Linked DNA regions of Homo sapiens: region 1 is linked to region 2. A link is an interaction called in ENCODE POLR2A ChIA-PET data of the cell type or tissue named here. Cell type or tissue: PC-9. All regions are shown on one strand. Region 1 has its middle 11 kb from the start of IL20. Region 2 holds the start of MIR135B (microRNA 135b).

Region 1 (4,000 bases), 1.4 Mb before region 2:
CACCTTGCTCTTCTTGAGTGAGGTGTGAGGGACATTTTGGAGCCATTGAGGAGGTGAGGAAGAAGAGGTGAAGTCTTGAGTTCTTTCTCCCCAGTCATAGGGCGGCTGGTCTGAAAAAGCTGAACCTCTGGCCCAAGTGAGAAGGTGCTGCTTCTGCCACTACTGACCTTGTCGGAACAGATGATGCCCTCTAGCCTGCACGCTTGGGACTGCACCACTCCTAGGTGAGAAGGGCCCCAGTTAGCAAGACACCCAGAGCCCTGGCCAGCCAAGGAGTTGAGTGGAGACACTAGTCTTCAGGCTTCAGGATGTGAAGTTAAGGACCATAGGACAATAATCAGGGGTGAAAGAGAAATGAAAGACAAGAAGGACAGACAGAAAACTGACTCCTTTGCCATGGAGCTAGAAATCAAGGACATGGAACAGAGGCAGAGGATCCAAGTGGAGGATAAAAGGAAGGCTGAGAAGTTCCGAAACCAATGACAAAGCCACAGGCTTCCTTTAAGTGGGCTCCGCCTTTGCTTCATGCATGTATTCATTCATTCAATGAACATTTATATACTGAGTGCAGCCATTTACAAAGTAGCTGTACCCTCGGAAGCTCAGAATCTGAGACAGGAAATGGATACTGAGGTATCTCTGACTTGTCAAGAACTGGAAAACCATTCTGGGTCCCAAGGAACACAACTAAGAGTGGAGGTAGAGAGGAAGGAGCAAGAGGAAGACGGCTTTCTGCCCTGGGGGAAGCGCTGCAGTTCTTGGGAAGTTAAGCCTGTGCTGGGGGTAGAGTTAAGATGCACTAGAAGGTGACCACAGGCTCTTTTGTTGTTTGTTTGTAGCACTTACTGTGTGCCAGGCACTATGGACTTCATGAAATACTAGTTCCTTTAATTCTCATGCAACCCCATGAAGTATGTGTGCTTATTCTCTTCATTTTCCAAATAAGGAAATTGAGGCACAGAGTGCTCTTACATAGTCTAGGGAAGTGATCAGCAGAGGCATCCAGACCAGAGTGTGCTGAGTCACACTTATCTCCTGATATGAAAGCTAGATTCTGAACCCACTCCCACTCCCATGATGGTCCTTCCATGGGACCTGGTTCTGGATCCAGCCTCATTTACAGCACTTGAATCTTCGCTGAAGGTGGTTCTGTGGCAGAGCTCTGAAACTGAACTAATTGAATGTCTTTCAGTAACAGAATGCGAAGTATATAGACGTCTCTAGAATGCTCTAGAGCAGGGGTCCCCAACCCCCAGGCCATGGACCAGTACCGGTTGGTGGCCTGTTAGGAACCAGGCCACAGTAGGAGGTGAGCTGCAGGCCAGCGAGCATTACTGCCTGAGCTCTACCACCTGTCAGATCAGCGGTGGCATTAGATTCTCATAGGATGTGAACCCCAGTGAACTACGCATGTGAGGGATCTAACTTGCACTCCTTATGAGAATCTAACTAATGCCTGATGATCTGAGGTGGAACAGTTTCATCCCAAAACCATCCGCCCTCCCCACCCTTGACCTGGTGGCAAAATTGTCTTCCACAAAACCAGTCACTGGTGCCAAAAATGTTGGAGACTGCTGCTCTAGAGAATGCTCTATCTTGGGCCGAGTGCTGTGGCTCACACCTGTAATCCCAGCACTTTGAGGTGCCAAGGCAGGCAGATCACCTGAGGTCAGAAGGAGTTCGAGACCAGCCTGGCCAACATGGTGAAACCCCATCTCTACTAAAAAAATACAAAAATTAGCCAGGTGTGGTGGTGCACACCTGTAATCCCAGCTACTCGGGAGGCTGAGGCAGGAGAATTGCTTGAACCTGGGAGGCAGAGCTTGCAGTGAGCCAAGATCACACCAGTGCACTCCAGCCTGGTCCACAGAGTGAGACTCCATTTCAAAAAAAAAAAAAAAAAAAGAACACTCTATCTCTGGAATGTCTTATCTCACCTGCTACTTAAGAAACAAAAACAAACAAAAAAACCAATGTAACTTGAGCTCATAGCAACTTTTTAAGAATTTATCCTCTCCCAAAGTCCTTGGCCAAATGTGACATGCTGACTCCTGCTGTGGACCTACATCCAGGAATAATTGCTTAGCCCTGCCACCCACAGTCAGGCATTGCTCATGGCTGCATGGGGAGTATTGAGTGCATCTTATGAGCTAACGGTTGTTCTAGGCATGACAATCAGTGCTGAACAAAGCAGGGGTCTGGATAGAGTCAAGGGAAGAGTCCCACACTGATGAGTACTGTGACAGAGGAAGAACAGAGCACTGGACCAGCCTGCGGGAGGGGTACCTGAGTAGCAGGGAGAACCAGGAAGGCTACCTGGAGCCTGGTTGGCCATGCAGAAACTACAAGAGCCATTGCCAGGACATGGCAGAGAGCCATCTGGAGATGCAGACCTAGAGGAAAGTACAGCTGCTCTGGGCCAGAGTCTCTTGCCTTCATACTTGCTAGTTATAAGTAAATAAATAAATGTACAAGTAAAACTCTCCTAAAACAACACTGTTACATGGGAAATAAAATCGGAAAGTTGAGAATAATTAAATAGGACAATCAACATTTATTAAAATTTTTAATTTTTGTGAGTACACAGCAGGTGTATATATTTATGGGGCACATGAGATGCCTTGACACAGGCATACAATGTGTGACAACCACACCATAAAAATTGGGGCATCCATCCCCTCAAGCACTTATCTCCCATGTTACAAACAGTCCAGTTATACTCTTCTAGTTATTCTAAAATGTACAAACAAATTACTATTGACTATAGTCACCTTGTTGGGTCATCAAACACCAGGTCCCATTCATTCTATTTTTTTTTTTTTACCCATTAACCATCCCCCCTTCCCCCCAAACCCCCTACTACTCTTCTCAGCCTCTGGCAACCATCCTTCTACTCTCTATCTCCATGGGTTCAATTGTTTTGATTTTTCAGTCACACAAATAAGTGAGAACATGTGATATTTGTCTTTCTGTGCCTGGCTTATTTCACTTAACATAATGATCTCCAGTTGCATTCATGTTGTTGCAAATGACTGAACCTCATTCTTTTTTATGGCTGAATAGTATTCCACTGTGTTTATGTACCACATTTTCTTTATCCATTCATCTGTTTACAGACACTTAGGTTATTTTCCAGATCTTGGCTTTTGTGAACAGAGCTACAGCAAACATGGGAGTGCAGACATCTCTTCAATACAATGTTTCCATTCCTTTGAGTACATACCCAGCAGTGGGATTGCTGGATTGTATGGTAGCTCTATTTTTAGTTTTGTGAGGAACCTCCAAACTGTTCTCTGTAGTGGTTGTACTAATTTACATTCCCACTAACAGTGTACGAGGGTTCACTTTTCTCCATATCTTTGCCAGCATTTATTATTGCCTGTCTTTTAGATATAAGGCTTTTTAACTGGAGTGACATGATATCTCGTTGTAGTTTTGATTTGCATTTCTCTGATGATCAGTGGCATTGAGCACCTTTCACATGCTTGTTTGCCATTTGTATGCCTTCTTTAGAGAAATGTCTATTCAAATCTTTTGCCCATGTTTTGATTGGGTTATTAGATGTTTTCCTAGAGAATTATTTGAGCTCCTTATATATTCTGATGATTAATCCCTCATCATATGGGTGGTTTTAAAATATTTTCTCTCATTCTGTTGATTGCCTTTTCACTTTGTTGATTGTATTCTTTGCTGTACAGAAAAACTTGATGTGATCCCATTCATCTATGTTTGCTTTGGTTACCTGGGCTTGTGAAATATTGCTCAAGAAATTTTTGCCTGGGCCAATGTCCTGGAGAGTTTCCCTAATGTTTTATTGTAGTAGTTTCATGGTTTGGGGTCTTAGATTTAAGTCTTTAATCCATTTTGATTTGAATTTTGTATATGGTGAAAGGTAGGGGTCTCATTTCTTTCTTCTGCGTATGGATATCCAGTTTTCCAAGCACCATTTATTGAAAAGACTGTCTTTTTCCCAGTGTATGTTCTTGGCACCTTTGTCAAA
Region 2 (4,000 bases):
CAGCCTGCTCCCCAGTGAAACAGGCTTTAGTTTTCATGCTGGACCTGGCTTCTGCAGCTTGCACTAAGATTAAGGGACTTGTTACTACAGAGGAGGGGAGGGCACACCCACCAGCCAATCAGGCCAGGGACACCTGAGGTCTCTTCTCCCCAGCCCTCCCTCCGCCTCTTGCCCCAGGCCCCCTCATCTCTCCCTGCTGCCTCCGGTTCTGCCTGTGCTCCACCTCTGCCTCCAGTTTCTCTTTGTCAGCATTCTTCTTTTCTGGCTCTCTGCTTTCTCTCTCTCAGGCTTCTCCTACCCTCTCCTCTAAGAGCAAAAAATGCCCATCCAGGCAAGTTGTAGCCTCCATCAACCTCAGTTTTCTCATCTACCCAATGGGAATAATAATAATAAATATTTGTGTTACTGAAAGATGATCATTAAGGGGGACCTAGATGCATGACACAGTTTTCACTAAAAAAAAAAAGTTGCTTTTCCCCTTCTCGCCTTTTTTCTCCCATTGAGTTTCTTCTGCATTTCCATCTGCTATCACCTCTGTCCTCTTCTTCACAATTTCTCTCAGTGTCTCCATTCTGTGTCTCTCAGTTCCATCTCCCCCTCACTCCTGTTTTGTCTCCCACCTCCTTTTATTCCCTCTTGGTTACCCCCCCGACCACTCCCCCCAACTCCTGCCACAGGCGGCAGGGCCCAGGCTGTGCTGACAGCAAGGGCAGGCAAGCAGGGCGGGTGGCTGTCTCCACTTCTCATCAGAGGCCCAAGAATGTGTGGAGTCATGAGGGACAATGGGAGCCTGCGGCAGGAAGAATGGGGCCTCTGTTGGGGCAGAAGTTTCCCAAATCCGGCTGAATGGGAGTACCTGAGGGCTAGGGAGGGGTGGAAACTCCTGAAGTGGAGAGGAGGCCACTGGTGGTAGGTGTGGGGGATGGGCAAGGCTCTAGAATTGGCCACCATGGGAATTCTTAGCATCTGTTGGCATTTCTGGGGAGAGCTCAGACCTCAAAGGTGACTGCCTCTCTCCCTGGAGTGGCCAAGGAGGAAAGGGAGGAAAGGGATCCTGGGGGACAGAGCCAGGGGAAGCTAAAGAGAAAATGTTCCAGTGGCCCTGTGAGGTGGCCCTTATACACAGTGGATATCCCTTGGGCCCCTTGGGCTGCTGGGCCCCAGTTCTCACCACCAGCAAGCTGCAGAAAGGTTGTGGTGGCCCCAGAGGAGACAGGAATCGTGGGCATGGCCCCATCTTGAGGAGAGGGAGTCCTCGAGGTTCTCGCCCAGCAGTGGCCTTTCACTGCCCAGGTTCTCGGGATTGGAGGAAGCAGGGTTTTCCTCGGGAAAGGAGGTGAGGCTTGACCTGCTTCCTCTTTCTCCATATTTCAAGTGAGGTTCACTCCAGCCTGAGACATGATGGCTGTCCCCACCTCCATCCCCAGCCCAGTCCCTCTGGCCCAGACACACCTTAGAGAGAGATGCCCTACTTCCACAGCTTACTTGGGGCTTGTCAGGTGGGCTGGGATTGGTAGGCAGGCCAGGGGCTGAGCCCTTCATGTGCCCAGGGATAGGCAGCTGGGATTGGCAGGCTATGGCTGGGAATCCGAGCGCAGGACTGGGTGAGGGTGGGTGGAGGGGGCCAGGCTCGAGCAGGTCTGAGAAAGGAAATGGAAGGACAGATAAGTGCTGACCTTGTCCTCCCAGGGCAGGGGAGTGGTGGGAGCAGAATAGGGGTATGGGTGAGGAGAGGAACCAGGGCTGCGGAGAAGGGGAGGGGGGCCAGGCAGGAGAGGGGGGCCTGCAGGGAGCCGTCTCAGGTCTCCTGCCAAAAATTAAACTATAAAAAAGCTGGAGGGGAGCGGCAGGGGAAGGAAGGAGAGAAAGGAGATGGGGAGGGAGGGAGGGACCAAACAGCCCCTCTGCACCAATAGCCCGGCAGGGGGACGTGAGTAATACATGGCTGGTTCAGAGGGAGTGAGATCAAAAGCCAGTAGATACAAGAGGTTTGTGCTTCACCGACCAGACAGCCAGAGGCTCAATGAGACCTTTGTTACTCAGGCCCAAGTCAGGGTTGAAGGAATACCTGGCTGCCCCGCCTGCCCAGCCCGCCCCCACCCCCACCCCCACCGTCCTCAGGGCTGGGGGAGGGGCCGGTCACAAGTGAGTCAAGTTGAGTTGGGTACAGCTCAGCCCTGGCCGGTGGTGGGCGGGCAGGGGGAGGGAGGAGGCCTGCCCTCGCTGGGGCGTGGAGCTTCTCGGGGTGAGTGGAGGAGTGAGTGGCTGCCTGGAAGGCAGGAAGTGGCTCTGCGGGGAATTGTGAGGCGGACTGCGAGGGAAAGGGGGCCTTGTTGAGTCCGCCAGGTGAGCAGCCCCTGGGACCCCCAGCCCCTGGCCCAGCATCCCTTGGGAGGGAGCTGAGGGCATTCTGCCTAGAGTCCATGGCTTTATGCAGGGCCTGGGTCTGGGGTTCTGGGGGCCCATGAGAGAGGAAGGAAAGGAGAACCAGAGGGGGTTGGGGCTGGGGCAGATGGCCCAAAGTTCAGGTGGGAGGCCGCAGGATGCCTGGTTGTTTGGCCCTGAAGGTTGGGCATGTCTGGAGTGTGTGGAGGGGCGTGCTGTGCTGTGCTGTGTGCTGTGTGCTGTGCTGTGCTGTGCTGTTGTTGGGGAATGCAGGATTCCTGTCCAGTGAAAACAGGTTGCTTCTACCAGGGTTGTGCAGGGAGCCAGCAAGTGTTGCCCTGGGGCTGAGGGTACAGTTGGGGTGGGAGAGGCAGCTACTCCCTGGCAGAGGCAGGGCCTGATCTGGGCCTGGGGCCTCTTACCATCTTCTTGGGGGCCCCTGGGAGAGGTCTGAGGCCCCTGGGGCTTTCCTGAGCCTGGGCTAGCAGGAGCCCTAGAAGCCCACTTCTCTGAAGCTGATGCCTGCAGCTGACCCGTCATGGGAGCGGGTGGGGAAATAGCACTTGTGATTAGAACACACCTTTTCCAGGGCCCTGAGACCTTGGTTCGCCTTAACTCAGCTCTTCAATCCAGTCCTAGAGATGTCTGTGCTAACCCCCATGTCCTGCCAATGAGAGCGGCAGGGCACTGCGCACCCCTCCCACAGCCTTGTCAGGGATGGCTCCAGAGTGAGCTGCCCTCAGCTTGGGGAGGTTTCAGCTGAAGCCCTCTTTCTGACTCCAACCAGGTCTGGAGACAGAGATCTCACTCTCCTCTAAACTATGCAAGAATGGGTGTTGTCGGTAACCACCCAGACTGGTCTGGGTAGGTTGGCCCAGCCCCCACCCCTGGGGGCACTCAAGAAACCTATTTAACCCCTCTAAACAAAGGGTAGGTCCTCATCGCTGCCCTCCTTTACCCAGACCCTCCTTTGCCCTCTGTGCTTCCAGTGGCTGGACTAGAAAGAGTTAAGCTTTGTAAAGAGGGAGCCTAACCTGGGGCCCCCCATCCTGGGTACTGGCAGCAGCAGCCTTGAAAAGATCCGGCCTTATTCTCTAGGGAAGGGGTAGTTAAGGACCCTGGGCAGGGGGCTGGAAGCTAATTAAGGGAATTTGAGGAGGTCCTTTATGGCCAGGAAGCCACCCCTCCTCATACCCTGGAGTGAGGACCATTGTGTGAGGCCTTTGTAGGGCAAGAACTGGAAACTCATTACTGGGATGGCTTTAGTGCAGGTGGTGGAAGATGGTGAGAGAATTTAACCTGGGGGGCCCAGTCCTGGAGGGAGGCAGTGTGGGTGGGTCTGGGGTCGGGGGTGCTGAGAAGGGGAGTGAGGGCTTCTCGGGTGCCCCAGCTTCTCGCTTCCCTATGAGATTCCTGCCGCTGGACCCCTCCACTCTGCTGTGGCCTATGGCTTTTCATTCCTATGTGATTGCTGTCCCAAACTCATGTAGGGCTAAAAGCCATGGGCTACAGTGAGGGGCGAGCTCCTTCTCCTGCGCAGCTGCACCTCCCATGGGACCAGGTTCGGAGCCAGCCACCAAGGGGCACCAGAAGGAGGCTTTGCTTGGGGGTGGGG

The links. Peaks named below come from ENCODE experiments on the same cell type or tissue, not always from the same donor. Only the 100,000 strongest peaks of a DNase experiment are listed, where the experiment ranks them.
Region 1: POLR2A ChIA-PET joins it to region 2 with 10 read pairs; 1 of 35 experiments calls an interaction of 5 or more read pairs at or near these places.

The regions. Positions count from the first base shown.
Region 1 is chr1:206,852,956-206,856,955 of GRCh38, reverse strand. No RefSeq gene overlaps it. Among named protein-coding and RNA genes, the nearest start is that of IL20, 11 kb to the left of the region's middle. In PC-9, no CTCF peak of the experiment used is centred here; a DNase peak (open chromatin) is centred at 2,025; H3K27me3 peaks cover 533 bases.
Region 2 is chr1:205,448,214-205,452,213 of GRCh38, reverse strand. All of the region lies in intron 1 of BLACAT1 (BLACAT1 overlapping LEMD1 locus), which reads left to right. It overlaps MIR135B (microRNA 135b), which reads left to right and starts at 3,816; the gene lies at 3,816-3,912. It also overlaps a transcript of LEMD1 not described here. RefSeq lists a silencer at 2,022-2,231. In PC-9, a CTCF peak has its summit at 1,455; DNase peaks (open chromatin) are centred at 1,553, 2,003 and 3,163; H3K4me3 peaks cover 2,882 bases; H3K27ac peaks cover 3,234 bases.